2 separate regions of the Homo sapiens genome follow, and region 2 is linked to region 1. A link is an interaction called in ENCODE POLR2A ChIA-PET data of the cell type or tissue named here. Cell type or tissue: PC-9. All regions are shown on one strand. Each heading gives the region's core, and the rest is flanking DNA. Links, peaks and the distances in the headings are about the cores only. Region 1 overlaps SLC23A2 (solute carrier family 23 member 2). Region 2 has its middle 31 kb from the start of SLC23A2.

The links. Peaks named below come from ENCODE experiments on the same cell type or tissue, not always from the same donor. Only the 100,000 strongest peaks of a DNase experiment are listed, where the experiment ranks them.
Region 2: POLR2A ChIA-PET joins it to region 1 with 23 read pairs; 5 of 35 experiments call an interaction of 5 or more read pairs at or near these places.

The regions. Positions count from the first base shown.
Region 1 is chr20:4,936,450-4,951,942 of GRCh38, reverse strand. All of the region lies in intron 2 of SLC23A2 (solute carrier family 23 member 2), which reads left to right. Among named protein-coding and RNA genes, the nearest start is that of SLC23A2, 57 kb to the left of the region's middle. RefSeq lists a silencer at 2,342-2,391. In PC-9, for the core only: no CTCF peak of the experiment used is centred there; a DNase peak (open chromatin) is centred at 9,412; H3K27ac peaks cover 688 bases.
Region 2 is chr20:5,024,509-5,040,001 of GRCh38, reverse strand. No RefSeq gene overlaps it. Among named protein-coding and RNA genes, the nearest start is that of SLC23A2, 31 kb to the right of the region's middle. RefSeq lists a silencer at 6,756-6,913 and an enhancer at 11,306-11,835. In PC-9, for the core only: no CTCF peak of the experiment used is centred there; DNase peaks (open chromatin) are centred at 6,161, 8,561 and 11,121; H3K27ac peaks cover 5,152 bases.

The DNA.
Region 1 (15,493 bases), core at 4,895-12,894:
TTAGTAGAGATGGGATTTCACTGTGTTGGCCAGGCTGGTCTCAAACTCCTGACCTTAGGTGATCGTCTGCCTCAGCCTCCCAAAGTGCTAGGATTACAGGTGTGAGCCACCACACCCGACCTCATTTGTTCTTTTTGAAAAAGTTTTATTGAGGTGTATTACACATCATGATAGTCATCATCTTAAAATATACAATTTAGTGGTTTTTAGTATACTGTTATTCACAAAGCTGTACAGCCATCACCACAATACAATTTTAGCACTTTTTTTCATCCTGCAGAGAATCCTAAAACCCATGAATAGTCACTCCCATCCCCACCCCAGCCCCAGGCAATCATCGATGAACTTTCTGCCTCTGGATTTGCCTACTCTGGATGTTTTGTGTAAATGGAATCATACAGCATAGCTGGCTTCATTGCCCCTTTTGTTTCTAAGTCTGCTTGAGAGGCACTGATGAGTCACAGCTTGGCCTTGTTCTTTGCTTTTTCCTGCCCAGCTCTGTCTCGGAATAGCCTTAGCCTTTCTGTAGTTTTCCTTGTCTCTCAGAGTTTCTCAGGTCTGTCACCCACCTCCGTTTCAGTCTTTTGTGATGCCATTTCTCTGGCTTACTTCTGAGTTAGTGCTGGTTCTTCATTTCCCTACTGTTCTTCCCCACCTCAGCGTCTTGTTTTTGATCCATTTTCTCCATATAATTGTCAATCTTGTTTCCTCTTTTAAAAAAATACCAACTTAAAAAATGTTTTTCTTCCTTTATTCCAACTGTGGGTTTTTGTTTTTGTTTTAAATTTTCTTTTGGCTCCTGCAACAAATCTTCTCTGATGTTAGAGTCTTCACAGCATGTCCTGAATACCGTTCTTGGCTCCCCTAGGCGTGTTGACCTGATGGGTTGGATGTGTCATGTGCGGACCTGTGTTCTGGGCGCTTGTGGTGGTGGGTCTCCTGCCCTGAGCAGTTGAAGCACCTGGCTCCCAACCTTCTCCCCAGTTTCTGCTAAGGTGTCACTTCTGGTCAGGTGGTGTCATCCTCTTATCCCACTGCTGAGCTCCTCAAAGTTTCTGTGAATGAGGAATACTTACAGCTGCTTTTCTCCAGGAATTGTCCTGGTTCTTTTTCTGTCTTTATCTCAGGGACTCCCATCTTCTAAGATGTCCCTTGCTGATGGTCGATGCCTCTTCTGCCTGGCTGTTTGTCATCTGAGCCTCGAGTTCCCTTTCTGGATTTGGGAAGGGCAGTCTGGTGTTAGGGAGATGGAGGCAGGTATTTGCATATTCCACAGGGCAGAGGGTGCCCACTGCCCAGGTTCCTGGTAGGCCCTGGCTTGGAGTCAGGACTGGGAAGGGCAAAGTCTGGCCACAGGTGTGACTTCTTTCCTAGTCCTGATGTCAGACTGTCAGTGTGCATGCATCACTTTTGTGTCTTCATGGGTACTTCCACTGTTCAGTAGGAATCAGTGGAGACCTGCCTGCTGGATGCCACGTTGAACTGGACCCCAGCAGTCAGCTCTCCAATGTGACAGTTACTTGTTGGCTTTGCCTACCTTTTAATGATGAACTCCTACCTTGAGATCTGAAATTTTTTGAGCTTTGAAAACAATTGTCTTTGGGCCCTGATTGGGGAAATGGAAACTTACCAGGTAGTAAAATTAATCTCCCTTTTCACTGAGCTGGAAGCAGCATGGGTGGACTTATTCATCTGAACTGAAGGGTTTACAAAGATAGGTTTTAATTTTCCTTCTTAGTGCAGGTTTGAGACGTATTCTCAGCAGCTGCTTGGTTTCTACAATAGACTATCCAGCCTGCCATGGAGAAACCTGCTACAGATTGATGTTAAGGAAACCATAATAGAGGCATGCAGTAACTGTTTGTAACCGGGTGGTGGCTGTTGTGTAACACAAATAGCATTTCTAATGAGGTGGTGCGGTTATACAATTTTGGCCAGCCTGTGTGGGTTATAAAAGCTGAAATTCCTTCAGCACCTGAGAGCGTCTCATGCTGAGTACCAGGACAATCGCAGGGTTGCACAGACACCGGCACAGAAGTGGTGGGTGACGCACTGATTAGAGGACATTTCTGTGGAAGGGTGGAGTTTCACTTTGAAGGTAAGGCCATTTGGCGGTTCTGCTTTGGGGAATGAGTTGTGAGGATATACAGATTGATTACTATCTGTTTGTGTCTGTGTGCATTTGGGTCTGCGTGTATCTGTTTCCATGTGAGTATCTGAGTGTTTGTATCTCTGGTGATGTTTCTGATTTTCTACATATATGTCTGTTTCTGTGTGTGTGCGCGCCTGTGTGTGTGTGACTGTGCCTGTGTAGGTGGGTGAGAAGTTCTCAGTTTTGCACAGCTGCATTACTAGAAAATCTCCAAAGGGTTTCTTAGTGCTGTCAGACATAATTTAAATATCAAAAACTGAACATTAACATTTATGCACTTCTTAGAAGGCACCGCCCTTAGGTATGTGAGAGAGAATAGCAATAAAAACTTCATCTGCAGCGAGTAAAATTTCTGTGTTTTTCAGGTGCTTATTTACTTTCCAGAGTAAATAAAGTAAAAACGATGTAAGTAAATTACTTATTTTCAGAGTCCAATCTAGTGCCAGGATTGCCAAAGCTCTGCTGTGTGTTCTTTTATGTTTTCCTTTTTTTTTTTTTTTTTTGAGATGGAGTCTCGCTCTGTCACCCAGGCTGGAGTGCAATGGTGCGATCTCGGCTCACTGCAATCTCCGCCTCCCAGGTTCAAGCAACTCTCCCGCCTCAGACTCCCAAATAGCTGGGATTACAGGTGCCTGCCACCACGCCTGGCTACTTTTTTTCTATTTTTAGTAGAGATGGGGTTTCACCATGTTGAGCAGGCTGGTCTCAAACTCCTGACCTCAGGTAATCCATCCGTCTTGGCCTCCCAAAGTGCAGGGGTTACATGTGTGAGCCACCGTGCCCAGCCTATGTTTTCCTTCTATGCAGAGTTTCAGAAGTCTGATGAAAAGTAAGTAAACAACCAAAAAGGAATATAAGTGAAACAAACTTCATGGAGAGCTAGAGTGTCTTATAGCTGAGTGCAGATATATTTTTAATTCTTTTAAGGTCTTTGGGTTATTAAAAAATGTCAGGTTCAGATACCAGAAAAAAGCAAGACATCTGTAGCATACAATTCTAAGTGATTGCAGTCTCTGTATTTAATGAATATAATTTTTAATGAATTGCTTAGGAAGAACACACTCCTGTGCAGGAAAAAGAGTGTATAACATACAGGCATGGAATATTTAAAGCCTCCCATTTATTGAAGATCAGGGAAAAGCTTTGCAATAATTTTGATCACCACGTATGTGGTGTTAACCTGGGGAAGAATTAGTGTCCCAGCCCCAGATAATTGCAGTGCAGTTTAGGCAAACCCACTCTTCAGCCCTTAGGTAATCTATTAGAGCAGGTGAATCCCTCAGAGCTCCCTTTTCCTTATCTTGGGAGAGTCTGCAGGGAAGAGGAACTCTTGGTATACTGGACTAGTGGGGAGCAGGGGGTATGGTGTGGTGGGGAGAAACAGTACTGCACAAGAGATTTGCAAATGGAATGTCTTCCAGATGAGACCGGGAAAGTGGTTGGTGTTGAGAGGACTGAATAAATGGGCCAAAGTCCAGCAAAACCAAGCAGGCGTAATTGGGTAGTTAGGAAATAGAGGCAAAGTGGAGCTGGATCTTTCTCTGCAGGTGAAAGAAGGAAATTTGGCTTTGGTCCTTGGAGAATGACATGGTCTGAAGAGCAGATCACAGAGAGGGCTGGTGAGTCCGTTGAGTTACTTGAGATGCTTCTCCCAGCACCTGAGCCTGCCTTCTCCCAGCAGGGGCAGCTCTGGCAACAGTAGCTGGAGGTGACCAAGTGCCCTACTGAGGCTTCCTCTTCAGGGACTGTGCTGGAAAGAGGATGGAGCAGGCATCCCAGACACAGTGGGACTGAATCAGCAGGGCACAGCCATCTCCTGGAAGTTATCCAGGCTCCCAAGATTTTTGTATTGGGTGAGCCAGGGGGAGCATCAAATGACAAAAGGCATCTGGAGACCTGGAAGAGAAGAAAGCATTCTTTCTATTCCCTGAAAGTAACTCACAAATTTTCCTCAGCTTCCTTCAGAATGACTTTTAGATATGACCTTCTCAGGCCTATTCTGGTCTTTTGGCCTTTTCTTCAGAGTCTCGTTCTCTTAGCTTGGAAGGTAACACGAACAACGTTTGTCTTCCAGAATGATTGTTGGACCCACAACATTGGCCCTGAGCTTTTTTGCAGAGATAAATCAACCTCTCTGTGCTCCAGTTTCTCATCTGTGAAATGGAGAGAATAACAACCCCTCCCAGAATTTTTATAAGGGCTAAGTGAAACCATGTTTGTGCCTGGGACTTGATAGTTCATTATGCACATGTTTTTATCTTGTTGTTAAAATTCCATATAAAATTAGCTTTTCAGTGGCTCCTGTGATGACTGATGATTAATACATTTTAAATAGTGTTGAAATAAAAAGCACCATGTGTGCAAAAAGTGATGTGTTAAATCACGTAGTAGAAATAAATGCAATAAAACTCATCTTTGTTCTGCTTTAGTTTGCTAAAATGTACATTCAGATTTTAATTTTGTCATGCAGGCTGCACTTTTTGCTATACTGCCCCTCCCTTTCCCCTTTCACGTCCCAGCCACAAGATTTCCCTGAACGAGTCAGGGATTTCCCCAAGTATTTGAATGCCTTTTATGCATTGGACACTGTGTCCCTGCTGCCATCTCATTCTGGTGGGGAGCGGACAGGAAGCTGGGAACCATGGAAACACAGAAGACGGACAGCTGACCCAGGAGTGCTCCCTGGAGGAGGAGGTCTCTTGAGCCCAGACCTGGGAACTCTGGAGGTCAGCGTGGGCAGTGTGGGCAGCACCTGGCACTGAGGAGAAATGGCCAGGATGACGAGGCTTAAGATGGTCTTGTTATAATTTTATTTAAATAAAGTTTTGGAAAGAAAACTTCTGCTGAAAGATACCAGGTACAGTAGGCGCTGTAGCATCTGTTTGCTATAGCATTAGGTTAGAAAAAGAAAGACTGCGGATGACTTTGTATCTTAAACCCCCAAACAAACAAAGCATACACCACTCTGACATTTTACTTTCTCAGACTCCATCGCTCTTCTGAACAAGCAGGCAAATGAGTTATCGTCTTGTCACCTAGATACCATGACCATCACCTTTCATGGCTCATGCATAATTCGATGGCAGCAAAATGACGTGTCTCAGGCTGGACTCAGGAGCTTTTTTAGGATTTAGTGTTGCATTTGGGACTAGAGCTTGTCTGTACCAGAGCTTCTGGGACTAAGTCTTTGGGCTGGACTGAAGGGATCTTCTGTAGGCAGAGCCCATTCTTCAACATCTTGTTTCATTCTGTCAGTTGTGCATTTTACTTTATGTGCCATAAACTATTTGCTGTCAGTTAGGAATGATCCTCCCCACCCAACTCACCCCATGGATGTTTCAGGAAAATTTCCCACGTTTATCCAGTGGCATCGCATCCTCTCTGGCCCACTGGTGAGGACCTGAGAACCCATTTTTAGATTATTTCTAACTAGTACAGTGTTTGCCCAGGGACCCTTTTTTTCTACAGTCAGAGCAGGGTTGCTACTGTCAGGACCCCTCTTGGGGCCCTGGGAGTGGCCTCTAAGGGATCATTACTCCTGGGGCTCGCTACAGATGGAAACTGGTTTCTGAGATGGAACTTGGCAGTGGTACCTATGTTCCCTCTCAGAAATCCAGGTTTTATCTGGCTTCCTTTAAAACATTTCCAACTCTTAAAAGAATTAAGTCCACAAACTGAGACAGTGACAGAAGGCTGAGATGGCACATTAGGGTGCAAAGGAGATTCCTTCCATTGCAGTCATTGGGGGTAGTTTGGTTTAGGGCTCTGGTAGATTATTGTAATTAATTATAAGGCCACCCTGGTGCTGCAATTCTGGGTACCCCCTCCATCATTGTGGCAGGGGAATATGATGATATTTTGTCATCAGTGCCATCATCTTATACCGCTTTCTCACTTTGGCACAATATTTCTATGGGCATGTTAGTTTAAGGTCAGTAAATAATCTGATTTAAGTCGGGCACTTGGAACATGCCTTTCATGTCAGTGTGCAGAGTTTTTCCATCAGTGACTTGCAGACTCTTTTCCCCTGACCCACAGCATGAAGCATTTTACCTTGACACTCTCGGTTACCCCTGTCTTTTGAGATATGCTCTGAAGTTTTTTGTTCTGTCAAATGCCATTGTTTTAAAAATTCTGGTCAAGATCCACTAATTTAATTTCATGACCTACTAGTAGGTACTGACTTGCGGTTTGAAAAATGAGCGCTGGCTAGGCATGGTGGCTCATGCCTGTGATCCCAGCACTTTGAGAGGCTGAGGCGGGAGGATTGCTTGAGCTCAGGAGTTCGAGACCAGCCTGGGCAACAAGTAGACCCTGTCTCTACAAAAAATACAAACATTTGCTGGGCATAGTGGCGCATGCCTGTGGTCACAGCTACTCAGGAGGCTGAGGTGGGAGGTTGCAGTGAGCTGCGATTGCTTGACTGTACTCCAACCTGGGTGCCAGAGCCAGACTGTGTCTCAAAAAAGACAAACAAACAAACAAACAAACAAACAAGATCAAGAGTTCCTGCAGTGTTTTGGAGAAGACTGCAGGATGATTGTTATTTTTTTTTTAAATTCAGTCACATGCTGTGAGCATACTTGTCATCACAAGATCAAATAATCACCACTGCTTACAAGTTCATTCGTTGCTGCTTGGAGCTTTAAATGGAATAATTATAGCTAGGATCAGCATCAGAATTGCAAACTCCCTGAAGTCGGACTCTGTGTATTAGGTAACCAGTTAAGTCATTTCATTCAAAGGAAGTTGATCATATACAAGTTGAAGATTTTTTTTTTTTTTTTTTGAGAATTCAGAGCGTTTCATTCAAAACTAGCCCTCACCACACCTACAAGTTGAGGGCATATGTTCCAACAGTCTTTTCTGACTTGAATTAAAAGCATTTAGGTCAAATGTTAGCATTTAACAGAACTTAATGGAGCAGCCACAGTTTGATTATAATCCCCTTAATGGGATTTAAGCAAAGAGCCATGGATTGGCTTTTGAAATGTGCTTCATCATTGAACCTAGCCGGCCCTGAAAGCTCTTGTGTCTTAGTGAGAACCAAAGTAGCACTTGGCAGGCTGAGGTTTTGAGTGTCCTTATCCCAGAGGGCACTCCTTCTTAGTCATATTCTTCCCCTGTCTGGATTGGTTTAAAGAAGTGCAGACAATAGCTTTTTCCCAGCCAAGATTGCCTATCCCAAGGTGTGGGTGATCTGAGGACCTCTAGCATGAGAATATTTGTGCATTTGTTAAAAATACAGGTTCCTGGCCGGGTGCGGTGGCTCATGCCTGTAATCCCAGCACTTTGGGAGGCCAAGGCAGGTGGATCACGAGGTCAGGAGTTCAAGACCAGCCTGGCCAAGATGGTGAAACCCTGTCTCTACTAAAAATACAAAAATTAGCCGGGTGTGGTGGGGCACACCTGTAATCCCAGCTGCTTGGGAGGCTGAGGCAGAGAGTTGTTTGAACCCGGGAGGTGGAGGTTGCAGTGAGCTGAGACTGCACCACTGCACTCCAGCCTGGGCGACGGAGCAAGACTCCATCTCAACAAACAAACAAACAAAAATACAGGTTCCCAAGCCCCCAAGGTAGGTCTATAGGATTAGAATATGAGGAGGGGACATTTTTAAAATTGGTGGGATTACAGGGTTTTTTAATTCTTTTAGTCTTCTAAAGTCAATTTTATTGCGATAGTGTTTACATAGAGCAAGTGGATATACATCCAAATGGAGCCACCAGAATCACAGTCAAAACAGTAGATTTCTATCATTCCAAAGGTTCCATCCTTTCCCTGGGGAGCCCTTTCCTCCATTCTTGCCCTAGGTAACCACTCTCCGCTTCCCGTAGAATGGTTTGTCTTTTGAGAATCAGACTGCATGTCTCGTGTCTGGCTGCTTTAACGAAATGTCTGTGCAGCTCCCTTGTGCTGTCGGGCACGTCAGCAGACGCTCTCTGGTTTGTTGCTAACTAGCATGCCTTTTGATGGACCCACCATGATTTGCTTACCCGTCCACCTCTTGATGGCTCTTTGGATGTTTCTAGTTTGGGGCTGTTATAAATAAAACAGTGTCAAATTTTTGTCTTACATGTATTTGTGTGAAAGAAATCTGTCTTTTTTTTTTTTTTTTTGAGACAGAGTCTGACTCTGTTGCCTGGGCTGGAGTGTAGTCGTGCAGTCTCAGCTCACTGCAACCTTTACCTTCTGGACTCAAGCCATCCTCCCACCTCAGTCTCCTAAATAACTGGGACTACAGGCGGATACCACCATGCCTGGCTAATTTTTCTGTTTTTTTTTTTTGGTAGAAATGGGGTTTCGTCACGTTGCCCAGGCTGGTCTTGAACTCCTGGGCTCAAGCGATCCGCCTGCCTCAGCCTCCCAAAGTGCTGGGATTGCAGGTGTGATCCACCGTGCCTGGCCCAGAAGTGTATATTTTAAATAAGCTTCCCATGTGAGTCTTAAGCACATGAGCCACTGATTCTTATTCTGGCTCTTCCTCTCTCTCGTATCCTTTTGGAGAAGTGTGGGTTTTTGTCTAGAGCAAATGATGGATTTGCCATGGATTTATATTTCTGATATAGTATTTATTCAGTGCCGTCTACTTGGAGTAAATGTAAATTTCATTAGCATTTATGGAACATCTATCTTCTCCACACCGCCCCACCCCCCGCCCTGTGTACTTCCTTGTAAAGAGCATCTGTCTATTCTGTACTAGGAGCTGGGAATATAAAGATGAATTTTATGTTTTATTTTTTGTAGAGTCAGAGTCTCGCTATGTTGCTCAGGCTGATCTCGAACTCTTGGCCTCAAGCAATCTTCCCAACTAGGCCTCCCAAAGCGTTGGGAGTCACTGTGCCCAGCCTTAAAGATGAATTTTACATAGGGGGATTCTACTCTTTGGGCAGACTATTAGTGATTAATTCATTCAGCCATTGGAGGGTTTCTGTGTTACCTGCTCACTCTGCTAGGTGCTGATCATGAAAGGACAGGTTTTTCTTAGGATTTGGTGGTTCTTTCGAGAAACACAGAAGGTTTTGGTATTTAACTCCACGAATAGCTCAGCTCTGAAAACTTCTGGACAGTGCCATCACATTTCTCCTTCAGGTGGCCCTGCTAAGCCACAGTGAGAGGGGTGACTCTGTTTCCTGGACAGGGAGAGATGGTCGGATAAAATGAAGTTCAAAAGAAATCATTACAGGCTGAATAGCTGATGAAACAAGTACTGATTAAAAGCTTCTGCATTTGTGCGTGATTGTTGGTGGGTGGAGAGCTAGTGATTCAGTCCTTAGGGAATTGGAAGATTTGTTACACGTCTAAATATTTTATTTTACTTTTCTACTTCCTCATAACAGAATTTTCCAGATGGCTGATTTTTTTTATCTGTCAGGTTTACATTTATTTCCAGGCGACTTTTTTTTTTTTTTTTTTTTTGAGACTGTAGCGATTTCCTGCTTCCTTTAAGGTAGTGATTTTTAACTTTGGCTGCAGGGAGCTTTAAGAAATCTAGATACCAAGTATAATTTGTAGCACCTTGGCTTTTCTCCACTCTCTTCTGAAACCCAAAGTTATTTTAGAACTTTAAACATGAGGACATTATTCCGCACTGCTGTATCCTGAGCTCACAGCAGAAAGGACTGAATTGATTTGCTTGCATTACATTGTAAAGGGGGTAGATGCTGTAAGGGGAACCAGCCTTTCCCCTGGACTTGAGTCTGAGGAGTAAGGAAGAACTGGTGCTAATGTGGACACCATGAGGCTCTTAGGGGTGAAATTGGGCCCATCTTTTGTAGTTAAGTTAGTTTAGAAAATATAGAGGAGTAAAAACAGGAAAATAAGTCATTTGTGTTTCTATCACTCAACATTTTGGTTAACATTTTGGTGTGTGTATACATGGCCACATACTTTACACATACACAGTGGGTTAATGCTGTACATACTATCTTTTTCATTATATATATTGCTTTTAATTCTTTTCACTTATGAAATAACTTTTTTCACTCAAAACTAGTATCTTCTACCATTCTTTTTATTTTTTTATTTTTATTATGATAAGAACATTTAACACGAGATCTACCTTATTAACAACTTTTTTTTTTTTTTCCTCGAGACAGAGTCTCACCCTGTCACCCAGACTGGAGTGCCGTGGTGGGATCTTGGCTTACTGCAACCTCTGCCTCCTGGGTTCAAGTGTGTCTCCTATCTCAGCCTACCAAGTGGCTGGGATTACAGGCATGCTCCACCACGCCTGGCTATTTTTTATATTTTTAGTAGAGATGGGTTTCACCATGTTGGCCAGGCTGGTTTCGAACTCCTGACCTCAGGTAATCTGCCCACCTTGGCCTCCCAAAGTGCTAGGATTACAGGCCCAGCCGACAACTTTTTGAGTGTACAATATGGTATTGTTTTGTTTTCTGGCTAATTTAAAAAAATTTCATTTTTTGTAGAGATGGAATCTTACTATGTTGCCCAGGCTGATCTTGAACTCTTGGCCTCAAGCAATCGTCCCACTCTTAGCCTCCCAGAGTACTAAGATTATAGGCGTGCATGAGCCACCATGCCTGACCGACGTATTGTTAATTATAGGCACAGTGTGGTCCAGCAGATCTCTAGAATTTGCTCATGTTGTGTAACTGAAACTTTTTTTTTTTTTGAGACAGAGTCTTGCTCTGTCGCCCAGGCTGGAGTGTAGTGGTGCAATCTCGGCTTACTGCAACCTCCGCCTCCTGGGTTCAAGTGATTCTTGTGCCTCAGCCTCCTAAGTAGTTGGGCTTATAGGCGTGCACCACCACGCTGAGCTAACTTTTGTATTTTTGGTAGAGACGGGTTTTCACCATGTTGGCCAGGCTGGTCTTGAACTCCCGACCTCAGGCAGTCCTCCTGCCTTGGCCTCCCGAAGTGCTGGGATTACAGGCGTGAGCCACCGTACCTGGCAACCTAAAACCTTTAACCTGTTGAAGTCAGTTCTCCATTGACCGCCCCCCCAAGTCCCTGGAATCCACCATCCTACTCTGCTTCTGCATTTGACTATTTTAGACGCCTCACGTAAGTGGAATCATGCAGTATTTGTCCTTCTGTGACTGGCTTGTTTCACTTTATGGAAAGATGTTCACCCTGTGTTATGTAAAAAGGCAAGTTAAAAAATAACACATATATAACAGGGTAAACATCTTTCCATGTCAATAAATATTTCTGTGCTTTCTTAACAATGTTAAAATGTAGACGTTAGGTCTTACTTTTTCTGGATTTTGTTACTTGGTGGTAACCAATTGTCTTGGCATGTATAGTTGGTTTTATGATTTGAAGTGCTGCCATATCATATGTACATCAGTTTTTGGGTTTTTTTTTTAATGACTAATAGTTACTTTGTTTTCATACTTGTTGAACTTCTGTTTATTACAACTTTACATTAGGGTTCTTATCTCACTGACCACACTCCTCCTATTTCTCAAATATTTGTGGCTATCCTTGCTTATTATTATTGTTGTTATTTTGAGATGGGGTCTCACTCTGCCACCCAGGCTGTAGTGAAGCGGCATGATCTTGGCTCACTGCAAACTCTACCTCCCAGGCTCAAGTGATCCATCTCAGCCTCCCGAGTTGCTGAGACCACAGGTGCATGCCACCACACCCAGCTAATTTTTTGTATTTTTGGTAGAGATAGGGTTTTGCCATGTTACCCAGGCTGGTCTCAAACTCCAGAGCTCAGGTGATCCACCTGCTTCCACCTCCCAAAACTGTTGGGATTAGAGGCATGAGCCACCATGCCTGGCCCTTGCTTATTCTTCTAGAGGATTTTTTAGCAAGCTCCTCTGACCTGTTGGGGGGGTATTAATGGATTTTTATTAAATCTGTGTAGATTATGTTAATTGGAAAATGAATATTCTTACAGTACCTTTCCTATCGAAGAGTATCCTCTGTTTCTTTGGTTTTTCAAATCCTTTTTATGTCCCTCAGTAATATTTTATCGTTTTCTTCATAAAGGTCACACATATTTTTATTTAATTTATCCTTAAGTATTTAACGTTATTCTTGCCATGGTGAGCAGGATTCCTTTATCCTATTATTGTCAGGCATGGGCAAACCTTTCTATAAATGTCTTTGGCTTTAGGGGCCAGGTGATCTCAGTCACATGTTCTTCTTTGCTGTTGTTCACAATCCTTTAAACATGTAAAAACCATTTTTAGCAGGGACCTTAACAGAAACAGGCCAGATGGTGGCTAGCTAGCTGCTGATACAGATGCTTGTCGCTGGCATTTGGGAAATGTTTGATTCAATCACATCGAAAGAGGCTTGCTCATGTGTTTTGTAACTCGCTATGTAATTGTAGGTTCTCTGAGATTTTTCATATCTTTTGATGTAGTTATAATTTGGACTTTTCTAATACTTCCCTCATCTTTCTTGGTCGGTGTACATTGATGGTGGTGACGTTGACACCCCCGACTTGTTCCTGACATCTGTTGTGTCACAGATAGGTTTGATGTAGTAAGATTATTAAACAAAACCACTCTTACATTATACCACATGCCTTAAAAAAATCATTTATCAGTCCACAAACGTTGGAGAACCTTTAATATATGTGCCAAGTTCAGCACCAGGGGTGGAGGTAAGATGGTGAGGCTGTGATACTGTTTCTTTCTGTTTCCCACAGCTCTCTGGCTAGGCAGACAGATAGACATGATCTTGCTTTGTTACAATCATCTTTTAAAATTTTACCTTAATTTTTTTTTGTACAGATGGGGTCTTGCTATCTTGCCCAGGTTGTTCTCAAAGTCCTGGCCTCAAGCAGTCCTTCTGCCTGGGTCTCCCAAAGTGTTGGGATTACAGATGTGAGCCATCACACTCAGCCCTCCACATGGTCCTCTGACATCATGATGAGGTGGTGATCAGAGGAAGTATTGATGGGAGTCACCCCAGTGAGAAGGGGTGAGATGAAGGGGGCTTATTTTGGAGGGATGGCATGAGCAGGGTCCTGAGAGATAGGAGAGGCCTGTGAGTAACCACAGTAGGGGCCATGAGGGACTGGGAAAGGGGGCCTGGATAGGCCCCATAGTCACCTCTTGTGAAGGAATTTGGGTGTCACTCTAAATTAGGAAGCCATCAAAGAGCATGGTAATTTTCTGTTGAAGCATCATGCTACTTACCATTTGGACAAGTGTTTAGAGCCATCAAGATGGAATGAGGGGCCCGGCATGGTGGCTCACGCCTGTAATCCCAGCATTGGGAGGCCAAGGTGGGCGGATCACCTGAGGTCGGGAGTTCGAGACCAGCCTGACTGGCCAACATCTACTAAAAATACGAAATTAGCTGGGCATGGTGGCGCATGCCTGTAATCCCAGCTACTCGAGACGCTGAGGCAGGAGAATTGCTTGAACCTGGGAGGTGGAGGTTGTGGTGAGCCGAGATCGCACCATTGCACTCCAGCCTGGGGAACAAGAGTGAAACTCTGTCTCAAAAAAAAAAAAAAAAAAAAAGATGGAATGAGTCTGGATTACAGGTGCAGTGGCTCATGCCTGTAATCCCTGCACTTTGGGAGGCTGAGGCAGGAGATTGCTTGAGCTCAGGAGCTCAAGACCACCCTGGGCAACATTGTGAAACCTCATCTCTACAAAAACTAGCCAGGTGTGGCACATGCCTGTAGTCCTAGCTACTCAGGAGGCTGAGGTGGGAGGATCACCTGAGCCTGGGAAGTCAAGGCTGCAGTGAACTGTGATCGCGCCACTGCACTCCAGCTTGGGCAACAGAGTGAGATCCTATCTCAAAAAAAAAAAAAAAAAAGATGGAATGAGAACACGAGTTAAGTGGCTGTTGTGATGTTGATGAGAGACCATGGTGATGTGTGCTAGGGAGCAGCCATGCAGGTGAATAGAAGTGCATATGTTAGAGAGTTCCTAGTCCAAGGAGGGTGGGTATCAGCCCTGGAAAAGGAGCTTGAAGGTGATTCCTGCCCCTCAGTGCCCCCTCAAAAATCACAAGGAGGGCAAAATCACCAGCAAGTCTCACAGAGGCAGTGTGTATAGGCCAGCTGGCCTGGGCTGTGTTTGTCCAGGGAAAACAGCTGTAAGCTGAGCATTTAAAGGGCAGTTTTATGTCTTGTATAAACAGTGTAATGGCAGGTTCAGATTACTGATTCAAGTTTGAATCCTGTTCTACTGCCTATAGCTGTGTATACTTTGGCAAGTTATTTGACTTCTCTGAAGCTCAGTTTCTACTTTTGTAGAGTTTGTGTGCAAACCAAGTAATATTATGCTTACTGGCCAGAAATAACTGTCATTTATTTAATAAGAGGTCAGAGAAGTGCCTGGCACACACCGACACTTAGCAACTGGAAAATTGCAGTTATTACTGCCATTGTCGCCATCATGATCTTCTATCCCTCTGCTCCTCCTTCCCCACTGTCATGTATTAAGGCCAAGACAGCGAGTGGATTTGCTCATTCTCTTTCTCTCTTTTGCAAAGGGTAGGAAAAGGGGCAATGAGGGACCACGGGTTGGCACACACACTTTCCCCAGTGTCAAATTCCCGGGGAGATTTTGCTTCTTGTTTTAATACAGAAGTTAAACTCCACTCTTCCCTCACCTCTCCCCTTTTATCTGTTGCATTTTGCCGCTGGACCTTGGCATTTATACACACCACGCTCATCCTGTGTGGATAAACCCTCTGATCTCGGGTTGTCGCATACTTTCTGACCTTGAGAGTGTCTGCATCATCCTTGTGCACCGGGGTGTGGAATGCTCTGTCCTTTTGGGCTTTTTATGGCGTGTCCAAGGACACATTTCTTTGCTCACCCCTTCTTCGTTCTTCCTCCATGTACTGTCCCTGATGAAAGGTGCTCCCCTCTTCCTGAGCCCTGCAGTCCTCTTCCCTGACGCCTTTCTCAGAACATCACTGCTCTGCGCTGTATGAGTCTCATCCTCTCCTGTGCTCTTTCAGGTCTAAGGCTTCAGGATACTCCAGGCACTACTCTGGAAGAGGTGGGTGAAGTGCATTAGTGGTTCCCCCACTGTAGCTTATGAGGTTAAATTAAATGCGTGGTGGAGAAATGGAGCACAGTTACTTGCTGGAAGGTATTCTTGTCGGGATGGAACTGTGTGTTCCTAGCGCTGGGGACGGTGGGGAGGGGTTTGCTGCTGCAGTGGATGTTCATGTCTGGAACACCAAGATGAACTTAACCTAGGAGAGTAAATTTATTCTGCTTTAAAAAGTCCCATCAGTTTCCTTAGCCAGGCATGGTGACTTGCACCTGTAGTCCCAGCTACGTGGGAGGCTGAGGCAGGATGATCGCTTGAGGCCAGGATTTTGAGACCAGCCTGGGCAACATAATGAGACCCCCTCTCTTTAAGAAAAAAAGTCCCATCA
Region 2 (15,493 bases), core at 4,540-12,539, 88 kb before region 1:
TGTGTTAGACACTGTAGGCTGGCTAACCCAATACCTGTCTAACTCTTTCTGCCCAGCCTACCTGTATTATACATATTAGAAAACGGAACACTCACATTCTCATCTCCCCTTCATCTGGGGTGGCCACATAATGCAATCCTGGACACTGTGTCTCTCGTGTTTTATTAAGGAAAAAAAATAGAAGCACAATTGGCAAAACATCAGTGTTTGTTCAGAATCGATCATAGGTACACATGTGGGAGTTATATCATTTTCGGTTCTTTTCTGGATGTTTGAAGTATTTTGTATAGCAAAAGTTGGCTGGAAGCCATTTAAAGCTTTTGCTTTTCTGACAAAGCATGCTGATGCCTTAGTCTTGCTCTTCTCTGATTATGGCTTTAAAATGGGTGAGATGTCAGGGAGCACATCAGCTACCTCAACAACGTGTGGCTGAGCAATTGAACCGATGCTCACGTCACTTACCTCCAGAATTCTTGTTTGTTTGTGTGTTTGAGATAGGGTCTCACTCTGTTGCCCAGGCTGGAGTGCAGTGGCACGATCACAGCTCACTGCAGCTAAAACCTTCCCGAGTTTAGGTGATTCTCCCACCCACCTCCTCAGTAGCTGGGACCACAAGCTCACACGACGGCGCCTGGCCACAGACTTGTTATGTGAGAAAAAGAACTTCCTATTTGTCTGAGTCATTTAGTTAGATCTTCTACTGCTTGTAGCCTAATGCATTTCTTTTCTTTCTTTTTTTTTTTTTTTTTTTTTTTTGGAGACAGGGTCTCACTTTGTTGCCCAGGCTGGAGTGCAGGGGTGTGATCTCGGCTCAGTACAGCCTTGATCTCCCAGGCTCAAGCAATCCTCCTGCCTCAGCCTCCTGAATACCTGGGACTGTAGGTGCCCACCATCACACCCGGCTAATTTTTAAAAATTTTTATTTCTGCCCAGTGCGGTGGCTTACGCCTATAATCCCAGCACTTTGGGAGGCCGAGGCGTGTGGCGTGCCTGAGCTCAGGAGTTAGAGACCAGCCTGGGAAACACAGTGAAACCCTCTCTATTAAAATACAAAAAAATTGGCCAGGCATGGCAGCGCACGCCTGTAATCTCAGCTACCTGGGAGGCTGAGGCAGGAGAATCGCTTGAACCCAGGAGGCTAAGGTTGTAGTGAGCTGAGATCGTGCCACTGCACCCCAGCCTGGGAGAGAGAGAGGCTCCGTCTCAAAAAAAAAAAAATTATTTCTAGTAGAGACAAGGTTTTAATATGTTGTCCAGGCTGATCTCAAACTTCTGAGCTCAAGTAGTCCTCCCCTCCCACCTTGGTATCCCAAAGTGCTGGGATTATGGGCATGAGCCACCGTGCCCAGCTGCCTAATGCATTTTTGATTAAATAGGCAGGCTTGCTAATATTTGCCGATCTGAAGGATGTAAGATGGTATCTTTGTGTTTTAATATACATTTCCCTAATTACTGCAGAGATCGAGTTTCTTTTTGTCTGTTTATATGTTTCATATGTTTATTGGTCATAGAAATCATTCCTTTGTTCATTTTCCTTTTGGATGGTTTGTCCTTTTCTCATTATTTGTAGTGGTTTTTTTTTTTTTTATGGGGGGGGTTCTGGGGTTTTTTTTTTTTTTTTTTTAAGACGGAGTCTCTGTTGCCCAGGCTGGAGTGCAGTGGCATGATCTCAGCTCACTGCAACCTCTGCCTCCTGGGTTCAAGCGATTCTCCTGCCTCAGCTTCCCAAGTAGCTGGGACTACAGGTGCCCATCATCACGCCCTGCTAATTTTTGTATTTTTAGTAGAGATGGTGTTTCACCATATTGGCCAGGCTGGTCTGGAATTCCTGACCTCAAGTGATCTGCCTGCCTCCGCCTCCCAAAGTGCTGGGATTACAGGTGTGAGCCACCACGCTGGGCCTATTTGTAGGTTTTAAAAATATTTTGAAAAATAATAATAATAATAATAAAAGAAAAGTTTTGGATATCAATTCTTTCTCAGTTATATACATTACAAATATCTCTTAATTTGTAGCTTTTCTTCTCATATTATTTATGGTTTTCCATGAAAATGTACAAAAGGATTTACATTTTATTTATTTTTTTATTTTTCTTTTTTTTTTTTTGAGACGGAGTTTCCCTCTTGTTGCCCAGGCTGCAGTGCGTTTATTTTGCTTTTTTTTTTTTTTTTTTTGAGACGGAGTTTCCCTCTTGTTGCCCAGGCTGCAGTGCGGTGGCGCGATCTCGGCTCACCGCAACCTCCACCTCCCAGGTTGAAGCAATTCTCCTGCCTCAGCCTCCCAAATAGCTGAGATTACAGGCATGTGCCACCACGCCCGACTAATTTTGTATTTTTAGTAGAGATCAGGTTTCACATGTTGGTCAGGCTGGTCTCAAACCTGTGACCTCAGGTGATCTGACCACCTCAGCCTCCCAAAGTGCTGGGATTACAGGTATGAGCCACCCTGCCCGGCTTCTATTTTTTTTTTTTTTCTTTTTTTTGAGACGGAACCTCACTCTGTCACCCAGGCTAGACAGCTCAGTGAGGTGATCTTGGCTCACTGCAACCTCCGCCTCCTGGGTTCAAGAGATTCTCCTGCCTCAGCCTCCGGAGTAGCTGGGATTACAGGCCCAAAGCACCAAGCCCAGCTGTATTGCTACTTACTTTATTTTATTTTATTTTATTTTTGAGACGTACTCTCACTCTGTTGTCCAGGCTGGGGTGCAGTGGTGCGATCTCAGCTCACTGCTGCAACCTCCTCCTCCAGAGTTTAAGCAATTCTCTGCCTCAGCCTCCCGAATAGCTGGGATTACACTATGTTGCTACTTTCTAATGGTAAAATAACGTCCTTGCCTTCCTGGGATAAATACTGATTGGTAATGTTTGTTTTACACATAGTTGTATTTGGCTAGCTAATGTTTTATTCATAATTTTTGCATCTATGTAGGTGAAACTGAACTATTGGTTTCCTTTTCTTACTTTTTTTTTTTTAATGTTTTTGGCTAGGTGTGAGATTTCCCTTACAGTAGCTAGTGACTAGATTCACATGGGTTGTTGAATTTTGTTTCTTAGTTTGGGTAAGATGGAGGTTTTCTGTTCCTTAAAGTTATAAAAGTTGCCTGTGAGGACATCTGGGCTTGGTGAAGTGTTTTGTGGTTATAATTTTCTTTCTCACTAGAATTTTTTATTCAGATTCAATTTTACTTATATGTAAGTCTATTCTATTCCTCTGTCTCCCGGGTTCAAGCGATTCTCGTGCCTCAGCCTCCTGAGTAGCTGGGATTATAGGCGCCTGCCACCATGTCCAGCTAATTTTTGTATTTTTAGTAGAGACGGGTTTGACCATGTTGGCCAGGCTGTTCTCGAACTCCCGACCTCAGGTGATCCACCCACCTCAGCCTCCCAGTGCTGAGATTACAGGTGTGAGCCACCACAGCCGGCCTACTATGTTTCTTCTTGAACAATTTTGGTAATGATATTTTTCCATGTAATTGTTCACTTTATCTAATTTTTCACATGTAAAGTCTACCATACAGAGTCCAAAGCTTAAGAAGAGTTCCTCATTTCCCTTCTCTTGTAGGGATTGGACCAACAAGGACAGGTGGCAAAAAAAAAAAAAAACAAACCTAAAAAAAGATGCTTTTTTTTGTCTCTGATGAGCCACAACCTCAAAAAGACATGGGAAAAGAGCTGTTAATTTCCAAAATACCCCCACTTACATCCATTAAAGACTATCGTCGGGCACGGTGACTCACGCCTGTAATCCCAGCATCTTGGGAGGCTGAGGCAGGTGGATCATGAGGTCAGATCAAGACCATCCTGGCCAACATGGTGAAACCCTGTCTCTAATAAAAATACAAAAATTATCCGGGTGTGGTGGTGTGTGCCTGTAATCCCAGCTACTCGGGAGGCTGAGGCAGGAGAATCGCTTGAACCCAGAAATCGGAGGTTGCAGTGAGTGAGCTGAGATCACACCACTGCACTCCAGCCTGGCAACAGAGTGAGACTCTGTCTCAATAAAAAAAACAAAAAACAAAAACAACAACAACAAAAAAAATCTCTTTGTCACTTTAAATATCTTGGCTGGGTACAGTAGCTTAGACTGTAATTCCAACACTTTGGGAAGCTGAGGCAGGAGGATCACTTAAGGCCAGAAGTTTGAGACCAGTCTGGGCAACATGGAGAGACCTCCCCACTCCCTGCCCCCACCATCTCTTAGAAAAGTAAAAAAAAATCTGGAAGTGATGGTGCATGCCTGTGGTCCTAGCTACTTGGGAGGCTGAGGCAGGAGGACTGCTTGAGCCCAGGAGGTCAAGGCTGCAGTGAGCCATGATCTCACCACTGTGCTCCAGTCTGGGTAACAGAGCAAGATCCCATCTTAAAAAAACAGAACAAAACCCATTAAATATGGCCGGGCATGGCTCATGCCTGTAATCCCAGATCCCTGACAGGCTAAGGCAGGAGAATCACTTGAGGCCAGGAGTTCAAGACTAGCCTGGACATATAGTGAGACCCCTGATTCTGCAAAAATACAAAAATTAGCCAGGTATGGTGCTGCATGCCATAGTCCTGCCTGCTGGGGAGGCTGACATGGGAGGATTGCTTGAACCCAGGAGTTCAAGGTTACAGTGAGCTATGATTATGCCACTGCACTCCAGCCTGGGCAACAGAGTAAGATCCTATCTCTAAATAAAATAAAAATTTTAAACTAGCTGGGCAAGGTGGCTCACACCTGCAATCCCAGCACTTTGGGAGGCTGAGGCAGGTGGACCACCTGAGGTCAGGAGTTCCAGACCAGCCTGGCCAACATGGTAAAACCCCATCTCCACCAAAAATACAAAAATTAGCTGGGTGTGGTGGCACACACCTGTAATCCCAGGTACTCAGGAGGCTGAGGCAGGAGAATCACTTGAGCCTGGGAGGCAGAGTTTGCAGTAAGCCAAGATAGTGCCACTGCACTCCAGCCTGGGCAACAGAGTGAGACCCTGTCTCAAAAAAAAAAAAAAGCCTCATTAAACAAGGGCATTCTCAGCATATAGGAGATGGAGTGAACAAGGGCCCCCATGGCCCCATGGTAGGCAGGAAAACAAGGGTGAATTCAGGTGAAGGTGAACACCAACTTGGCAGGAAGGAGGCTTCCCTGGAACAGGCAGAGAGATAAGGTAAAAGCTTACCTTGCAGAGACTGTGACCAGGAGATGCAGACCTGGAGACCAGGCGGTGAAGGAGGTAGAACTTTATCTTGGAGTAACCTGGTCTTCAACCTTTTGCCAGTTTTATCCTGGAGTAAGCTTGTCTTCAGTGTTTTACCAAATGCACCATTTTGTGCCACCCCTCCGTTCCCTGCCCCCCACCTGTCACCTTGTCTAAGATAAATGCACCATTTTGGAGACAACTGGAGGACAGAAGAGGGGGAAAAGACACCAACTGCCTTTTCTTACTACTTATAAACCCTGTTTTGTTTGTTTTTTGTTTATTTATTTTGAGACAGAGTCTTTCTCTGTCACCCAGGCAGGAGTGCAGTGGCATGATCATAGCTTACTACAGCCTCCTGCCTCAGCCTCCTGAATAGCTGGGACTACAGACACACACCACCGTGTTCAGCTAATTATTTTTCTTTTTCTTTTTCTTTTTTGAGACAAAGTCTCACTCTATCACCCAGGCTGGAGTGCAGTGGTGTGATCTCAGCTCATTGTAGCCTCCACCTTCCAGGCTCAAGTGATTCTCCTGCCTCAGCCTCCCGAGTAGCTGGGATTACAGGTATGTGCCACCATGCCTGGCTAATTTTTGTATTTTTAGTGGAGATGGGGTGTCTCCACGTTGACCAGGCTGGTCTCAAACTCCTGATCTCAGGTGATCCACGCGCCTCGGCCTCCCAACGTGTTGGGATTACAGGCGTGAACGACTGCGCTCGGCCCAATTTTTTTATTTTTTAAGAGACAGGGGTCTTGATTTGTTGCCCAAGCCGGTCTTGAACTCTTTCAGCCTCCAAAAGTGCTGGGGTTGCAGGTGTGAGCCACAGAGCCTAACCCTGTTTGAAAATACAGTTTTAACTGGCAGAGAGGTGTTTATTCTCAGGTGTGAATAAGGCAAGAAAAATCAGAAAGTGGGTGGATCTGGGCTGGGCTTTGGTAGGAAATGCTGTGACTGTGGCCTTAGGACAAAAATGCAAAGGGTTTGGGAGATCCGGGGTTTTGCAGCTGTGTAATCTTGGGCAAGTTACTTAACTCCTAAGTCCTTGGAATACCAGAATAAGATCTCTGATTTTTAGCTGAGTTCCACAGTTTCAAATTCCTGTGGTTTGGACACAGGGACCTGGGGATCAGGGAGTGGGGAGGTGGATTTCAGAGTGATATTTTCCAGGGCCTTCTCTTTGACTTCAGTTAGCACCTATTAGATCTGACTTGTACACTGTGCACAGGGATCTGAGCAGTAACACTGTTTGGGAAGCCGAAAGATCCTGTGCTTTAAAAAAAAAACAAACAGTAAACAGTAACTGCCATGGATATTCAACAACCACTGGAATTCTAGAAACATAATGTACTAGAAAAATAAATCCCCAGTGATGTGCAAAATCGATGGGGGAGGAAGGAGACTGGCTTGTCCCTGCTCCTCAAGGTGTGGTCTGTAGACCAGCAACACCAGCATCACCTGGAAACTTGTGAGAAATGCGGAATCTCATGCCCCACCGAGATCTACTGAATCGGAATCTGGGTATTGTTGTTGATGATGTTGCTGTTGTTGTTTTTAAGAGATAGGGTCAGCCAGGTGTGGTGGTACGTGCCTGTAATCCCAGCTATTTGGGAGGCTGAGGCAGGAGAATCGCTTGAACCTGGGAGGTGGAGGTTGCAGTGAGCCAAGATCGTGCCATTGCACTCCAGCCTGGGCAACAAGAGCGAAATTCCATCTCAAAAAAAAAAAAAAAATAGATAGGGTCTTGCTCTGTGGCCCAGCCTGGAGCACAGTGGTGCCACCATAGCTCACTGTAGTCTTGAACTTCCTGGCCCAAGTGATCCTCCTGCCTCAGCCTCCCAAAGTGCCGAAATTAGGATCTGCATTTTCACTTTAAGTAATAGAAATACTTCAAGCTTGGCCGGGCTTGGTGGCTCACACCTGTAATCCCAGCACTTTGGGAGGTCAAGGTGGGAGGATCACCTGAGGTCAGGAGTTTAAGACCATCCTGGCCAACATGGAGAAACCTTGTCTCTATTAAAAATACAAAAATTAGGCCAGGCACAGTGGCTCACGCCTGTAATCCCAGCACTTTGGGAGGCCGAGGCAGGCGGATCACTTGAGGTCAGGAATTCAAGACCAGCCTGGCCAACATGGTGAAATCCCATTTCTACTAAAAATACAAAACAAAATCAGCTGGGCATGGTGGCGAGCGCCTGTAGTCCCAGCTACTCGGGAGGCTGAGGCACAAGAATCATTTGAACCCAGGAGGTGGAGGTTGCAGTGAGCCAAGATCGTGCCACTGCACTCCAGCCTGGATGACAGAGTGAGTCTCTGTCTCAAAAAAAAAAAAAAAAAAAAATTAGCTGGGTGTGTTGGCAGGCGCCTGTAATCCCAGCTACTTGGGAGGCTGAGGCAGGAGAATTGCTTGAACCCGGCATGCAGAGGCTGTAGTGAGCCAATATCATACCACTGCACTCCAGCCTGGGCGACAGAGCAAGACTCTGTCTCAAAAAAATAATTAAATAAATACTTCAAGTTTGCATTAATAAGGACCTGAACCAGGCGTTTCACATCCAGTCACCTACTGGGCTAGGGAGGTCCCATAAATAAGTGAGGAGGCCTCTTTGTGGGGAGTGGTGAATGGTTGAGAGATGCCCCCACCCCAAGGGGACAGGGGATCCTTAGCTCTGGCCCAGGAGATTGTGACTGTGGTCACGCCAGAACAGAGGCATTGCTGGGACTTATGATTTTTTTCTGATGGAGTTTCACTCCTGTTGCCCAGGCTGAAGTGCAGTGGTGAGACCTCGGCTCACTGAAACCTCTGCCTCCCAGGTTCAAGCGATTCTCCTGGCTCAGCCTCCTGAATAGCTGGGATTACAGGCACGCGACACCACGCCCGGCTAATTTTTTGTATTTTTAGTACAATTGGGGTTTCACCATGTTGGTCAGGCTGGTCTCAAACTCCTGACCTCAGGTGATCCGACCTCAGGTGACCTGCCCGCCTTGGCCTCCCAAAGTGCAGGGATTACAGGCATGAGCCAGCGCACCCAGCCTAATTTTTTTTCTTTTTTTTATTGAGACTATCATGAAACAGCATTGATTTTTCAAGAGACGCATAAAATCCAGATTCCAATGTGAAATCTCCTAACTTTTTAATCCTAACAGCCAATGTTTAAAATTATGTTTAACTTTGAGAAATTAAAAAACTGAAAAGAGAATTCTCAAACTTTTGTTCTTCTAACCCAGGATCAGGGTAGTGGGCAGATAATAGGAAGGAAGGAGGGAGGGAAGGGAAAAAAGAGCAAAGGACAAATAAACTCTAGGTAAGACAGACGCAACTGGGAGTGCCAGTCTGTAGATGTGGTAATTTACATACTATGTGCAAGAGTATGGGAACGAGTTAGGCAAGCCTCCCAGATTTCAGGAAGAGGTGCCCGGGGCAATGATGAAAGTAAAAAAGGTGGAGGGAAAGCAGGCCGCCCTCTGCGGAAGGATGGCTGGTCCCGTGTTAGATATGAAGAATGACTTGCAGGCCATCTGGCTCCGGAGCCCAGTTCTTACGCACGTCCACAGAAGGGGATATTGTGCTGCCCTTAAAAAGAATGAGGCTTATGTCTGTAATCCCAGCACTTCGGAGGCCAAGGCAGGTGGATCACTTGAGCTCAGGAGTTTGAGTCCAGCCTAGGCAACTTGGTGAAACTCCATCTCTACAAAAAATGTAGAAATTAGTTGGGCATGGTGGCACGTGCCTATGGTCCCAGCTACTCAGGAGGCTGAGGAAGGAGGATCGCTTGAACCTGGGAGGTTGAGGCTGCAGTGAGCCCTGATTGTGCAACTGCACTCCAGCCTGGGTGATAAAGCGGGACCCTGTCTCAAAAGAAAAAAAAAAAAAAAACAGAATGAGGAAGCCTTGGTGTAGGGATAGGGGAGTATCTCCAAGTCATGTTAAGTGAACCAAGCAAGGTATAGAACAGTGCATACATGGGCCTTCCTTTGGGTTTCTCTCAAAGCAAACTCAGACAAAGATTCGAGAGCAAGTACTTAATTTGGGAAGTGAGCTGGCTAAACAGCAGGAAAGGAATGGGGAAGTGAGACAGGGAAGGGAAGGCGGCCAATAACAGGTGGGTGATCCAATAAATAACTACTGAAAGCAACTGAAGCTGAATCTGGTGGAGATGCGTTGGGCACCAGCATAGAATTGGCTTCCCAGAGTTATTTCGCCAGAGGGGTGGGCAGGGGAGCAGGGTGTTAAGATGCCACCTCCTGAGAGCTTGGATGCAGGCACTCCAGAATGGGAGTAATCTCAACCCCCACCCCCACTCACTGCCTGCCACAAGGCTGCTGAGGGTCTTCCTAGTTCCCATCAATCCCTCTGGGGCAGGGGCAGGTGCATACCTGCCGGCAGGAGAAAATCTGTAGGAGCACACTGCAAAGGTGCCGGGAGAGCAGCCACAGCATGCGCTGCCCTATTGCTGTGTCAGGAAGTTCTTTTTACTTGGCTATGCAACAGAATATTTTTGTTTTGTTTTGTTTTTAGAGCTGGGGTCTCGCTCTGTCACTTAGGCTGGAATGCAGTGGTGTGAACTCCTGCACTGCAGCCTTGAACCCCTGGGCTCAAGTCGTCCTCCCTCCTCAGCCTTCTGAGTTGCTAGAATTCATTATTGAACTGCATCCAGCTCAAGAATGTACACGTATAAATATATGTATTTAGAAGAAAATACAAGAAAGCAGTAAGAATGGTTGTTGCCAGAGAGGGGAAATTGGCAGGAAGGAGGCAGGGATGCTACGGAAACTTTCATCCTGGGCCTTTTTACCTTTGAATTTGGAACCAGGTGAATGTATTCCTTATGTTTTTTGTTTGTTTGTTTGTTTGTTTGTTTTTGAGACGGAGTTTCACTCTTGTCGCCCAGGCTGGAGAGCAATGGCGCAATCTCAGCTCACTGCAACCTCCACCTCCCGGGTTCAAGTGATTCTCCTGCCTCAGCCTCCAGAGCAGCTGGGATTACAGGCGCCTGCCACCACGCCGAGCTAATTTTGTATTTTTAGTAGAGATGGGGTTTCTCCATGCTGGTCTGGCTGGTCTGGCTGGTCTCGAACTCCTGACCTCAGGTGATCCGCCCACCTTGGCCTCTCAAAGTGTTAGAATTATAGGCATGAGCCATCACACCTGGCCCCCTTGATTTTAATCAGTACAATTACAGCACAGAGTTTTAAAAATGGTCTGCAGGGGAAAAAAATAGATAAAAATGACTTGCATGTAGCATCTGAATGCAGGAAAACGAAGGTAGGAGGTGGGTCAGGAGAGCAGAGAACAGAAACAAGCAGAAGTGTTCAGATAAACTGAAGTTATGTGTGCGTACAGAGACCAGATATCTCAGATCTCTGATTCCATGCTATTTTGTAGGGTTTTTTCTTCTTCTCTCTCTCTTTTTTTTCTTCCAAGACAGAGTCTTGCTCTGTTGCCCAGGCTGGAGTGCAGTGGTGTCATCTCGGCTCACTGCAACCTCCGCCTCCCGGGTTCAAGCAATTCTCCTGCCTCAACCTCCCCAGTAGCTGGGATTACAGGCAAGCGCCACCACGCCTGGACAATTTTTGTATTTTTAGTAGAGATGGGGTTTTGCCATGTTGGCCAGGCTGGTCTCGAACTCCTGACCTCAAGTGATCCTCCCACCTTAGCCTCCCAAGATGCTAGGATTACAGGCATGAACCACCACACCTGGCCTATTTTGTATGTTTTAATAGTTAAATATGTATAGCATATAACTATGTAACGTAATGCTTTTACCTTTATCAGACCATGCATTCTATTCATACTTCTTAGTACAGACAAGACAGTAGGGTCACCAGACCCATGAGATGGGCCAAACACAGCCGCAACATTCTTCCTAAAGTATGTAAGCGGCAGCTGTTATAGATCATCCTTTCCTTGGTACCTCTAGGAGTCCTATTTAAAAAGTACCTGCATTCCTCAAATAGTCAAAACAACATTGAAAAAGAAGAGCAAAGTTGAAGGACCCATACCTCCTGATTTCACAACTTACTACAAAGCCACAGTAATGAAAGCAGTGTGATACTGGCATAAGGACAGACATAGAGACCAACAGAAGACAATAGAGAGCCCCAAAATAAACCCTTGTATTTATGATCAATTGATTTTCTTTTTTTTTCTTTTTTTTTTTTTTAATTTATTTTTTTATTGATAATTCTTGGGTGTTTCTCACAGAGGGGGATTTGGCAGGGTCATGGGACAATAGTGGAGGGAAGGTCAGCAGATAAACAAGTGAACAAAGGTCTCTGGTTTTCCTAGGCAGAGGACCCTGAGGCCTTCCGCAGTGTTTGTGTCCCTGATTACTTGAGATTAGGGATTGGTGATGACTCTTAACAAGCCTGCTGCCTTCAAGCATCTGTTTAACAAAGCACATCTTGCACCGCCCTTAATCCATTTAACCCTGAGTGGACACAGCACATGTTTCAGAGAGCACAGGGTTGGGGGTAAGGTCACAGATCAACAGGATCCCAAGGCAGAGGAATTTTTCTTAGTGCAGAACAAAATGAAAAGTCTCCCATGTCTACTTCTTTCTACACAGACACGGCAACCATCCGATTTCTCAATCTTTTCCCCACCTTTCCCGCCTTTCTATTCCACAAAGCCGCCATTGTCATCCTGGCCCGTTCTCAATGAGCTGTTGGGCACACCTCCCAGACGGGGTGGTGGCCGGGCAGAGGGGCTACTCACTTCCCAGTAGGGGCGGCCGGGCAGAGGCGCCCCTCACCTCCCGGACGGGGCGGCTGGCCGGGCAGGGGGGCTGACCCCCCCCACCTCCCTCCCGGAGGGGGCGGCTGGCCGGGCGGGGGGCTGACCCCCCCATCTCCCTCCCGGACGGGGTGGCTGCCGGGCGGAGACGCTCCTCACTTCCCAGATGGGGTGGTGGCCGGGCTGAGGGGCTCCTCACTTCCCAGTAGGGGCGGCCGGGCCGAGGCGCCCCTCACCTCCCGGACGGGGCGGCTGGCCGGGCGGGGGGCTGACCCCCCACCTCCCTCCCGGACGGGGCGGCTGGCCAGGCGGGGGTGCTGACCCCCCACCTCCCTCCCGGATGGGGCGGCTGGCCGGGCGGGGGCTGACCCCCCCCCACCTCCCTCCCGGACGGGGTGGCTGCCGGGCGGAGACGCTCCTCACTTCCCAGATGGGGTGGCTGCCGGGCGGAGAGGCTCCTCACTTCTCAGACGGGGCAGCTGCCGGGCGGAGGGGCTCCTCACTTCTCAGACGGGGTGGTTGCCAGGCAGAGGGTCTCCTCACTTCTCAGACGGGGCGGCCGGGCAGAGACGCTCCTCACCTCCCAGACGGGGTCTCGGCCGGGCAGAGGTGCTCCTCACATCCCAGATGGGGCGGCGGGGCAGAGGCGCTCCTCACTTCCTAGATGGGATGGCGGCCGGGCGGAGACGCTCCTCACTTTCCAGACTGGGCAGCCAGGCAGAGGGGCTCCTCACATCCCAGACGATGGACGGCCAGGCAGAGACGCTCCTCACTTCCCAGACGGGGTGGCGGCCGGGCAGAGGCTGCAATCTCGGCACTTTGGGAGGCCAAGGCAGGCAGCTGGGAGGTGTAGGTTGTAGTGAGCCGAGATCACGCCACTGCACTCCAGCCTGGGCACCATTGAGCACTGAGTGAACGAGACTCCGTCTGCAATCCCGGCACCTCGGGAGGCCGAGGTTGGCAGATCACTCGCGGTTAGGGGCTGGAGACCGGCCCGGCCAACACAGCGAAACCCCGTCTCCACCAAAACCAGTCAGGCGTGGCGGCGCGTGCCTGCAATCGCAGGCATTCGGCAGACTGAGGCAGGAGAATCAGGCAGGGAGGTTGCAGTGAGCCGAGATGGCAGCAGTACAGTCCAGCTTCGGCTCCGCATGAGAGGGAGACCGTGGGGTGAGGGAGAGGGAGAGGGAGAGGGAGAGGGAGAGGGAGAGGGAGAGAGAGAGCCGATCAATTGATTTTCAACAAAGGAGCCACTACCTTTTAATGTAGAAAAGACAGTTTCTTCAACAAATAGTGCTGGGAAAACTGGATATCCACATGCAAAAGAAGGAAGTTGCATCCTTACCTAACACCATATACAAAAATATTACCCAAAATGGATCAAAGACCTAAACATAACAGTTAAAACTATGAAACACTTAGAAAAAAATCTTTATGACGTTAGATTCGGCAATAATTTCATAGATAGGACTCTAAAAGTATAGGTAACGAAAGAAAAATAGATAAACTGGACTTCATCAAAATTAAAAAGTTTTGTACATCAAAAAACACTATCAAGAGAGTGGGGCCAGAAGGCACATGTTCTCAGGACTTCTTGAGGCTGTGTCTCAGAAAAAAAAAAAAAGAGAGAGGGTGAGGCTGGTCACGGTGGCTCACACTTGCAATCCCAGCACTTTGGGAGGCTGAGGTGGGAGGATCACTTGAGCCCAGGGGTTCCAGATGGGCCTAGTCAAACCCTCATCTCTACAAAAACTAAAAAATATTATATACATATACATATATATACACACATATATATATACACATATATATACATATATACATATATATACATATATACATATATATATGTGTGTGTGTATATATATATATTAGCCAGGCATGGTAGCACATGGCTGTAGTGCCAGCTACTCCAGAGGGTAAGGCAGGAAGATCGCTTGAGCCCAGGAGGTCAAGGCTGCAGGGAGCCGGGATCATGCCACTGCACTTCAGCCTAGGTGACAGAGCAAGACCTCATCTAAAAAAGAAAAGAAAAGAAAAGAAAAGAAAAGGAAAGAAAAGAAAAGAAAAGAAAAGAAAAGAAAAGAAAAGAAAAGAAAACAACTAGAGGTGGGAGGATCGCTTGAGCCCAGGAGTTCAACCAGGCTGCAGTGAGCCATGATCACACACCACTGCACTCCAGCCTGGGCGACAGAGACTCCGTCTCTAAAAAACATTTTTTTTTTTTGAGACGGAGTCTCACTCTGTCGCCCGAGCTGGAGTGCAGCAGTGTGATCTCGGCTCACTGCAAGCTCCGCCTCCTGGGTTCAAGCAATTCTCCTGCCTCAGTCTCCCAGGTAGCTGGGATTACAGGTGCCCGCCACTACACCCAGCTAATTTTTTGTATTTTTAGTAGATGGGGTTTCACCATGTTGTCCAGGCTGGTTTCGAACTCCTGACCTTGTGATTTGCACGCCTCGGCCTCCCAAAATTCTGGGATTACAGGTGTGAACCACCGTGTCCGGCCTAAAAAAATTTTTAAAACCACACAACAAGAGACAAGACAGTGAAAAGACAACTCACAGAATGGAAGAAAATAGTTGCAAAACATGTATTTGATAAAATATTAATATCCAGTATATATAAAGAAATCCTACAATTCAACAACCAAACAAACAATCCAATTCAAAAGTAGACAAAGAAAAGAAGCCAGGCATGGTGGTATGCGCCTGTAGTCCCACCTACTTGGGAAGCTGAGGATTGCTTGAGCCCAGGAGTTTGAGGCCAGCCTGGGCAACACAACAAGGCCAGGCCAGTCTCAAAAAAAAAAAAAAAAAAAAAAAAGCAAAGCCTTGAACAGATGTTTCTTTATTTTTATTTATTTATTTATTTTGAGACAAGGCCTCACTCTGTCACCCAGGCTGGAGTACAGTGGCGCAATCACAGCTTGCTGCAGCCTCTATCTCCCGGACTCAACCAGTCCTCCCATCTCAGCTTCCCTAGTAGCTGGGACTTCAGGCACACACTACACCCAGCTAGTTTTTGTATTTTGTATAGAGAAGAAGTTTCACCGCGTTACCAAGGCTAGTCTCAAACCTCCTGGGCTCAAGCAATCTGCCTGCCTCAGCCTCCCAAAGTGCTGGGATTACATGTGTGAGCCACCGTGCCTGGCCAGTGTTTCTTTAAAGAAGATAGAAAAATGGCTGGGCACGGTGGCTCATGCCTATAATCCCAGCACTCTGGGAGGCCAAGGCGGGCAGATCACTTGAGGTCAGGAGTTCGAAACCAGCCTGCCCAACATGGTGAAACCCTGTCTCTACTAAAAATACAAAAATTAGCTGGGCATGGTGGCGCATGCCTATAGTCCCAGCTACCAGGGAGGCTGAGGTGGGAGAATCTCTTGAACCCTGGAGGCAGAGGTTGCAATGAGCCGAGATCAAACCACTGCACTCTAGCCTGGGCGACAAAGTGAGACCCTGTCTCAAAATTAAAAAAAAAAAAAAAAAAAAGAAGAAGATACAGAAATGGACAACAAGCACATAAGGAGATGGTCATCGTTACTAATCATTAGGGAAATTCAAATCAAAACCACAATGAGATGCTA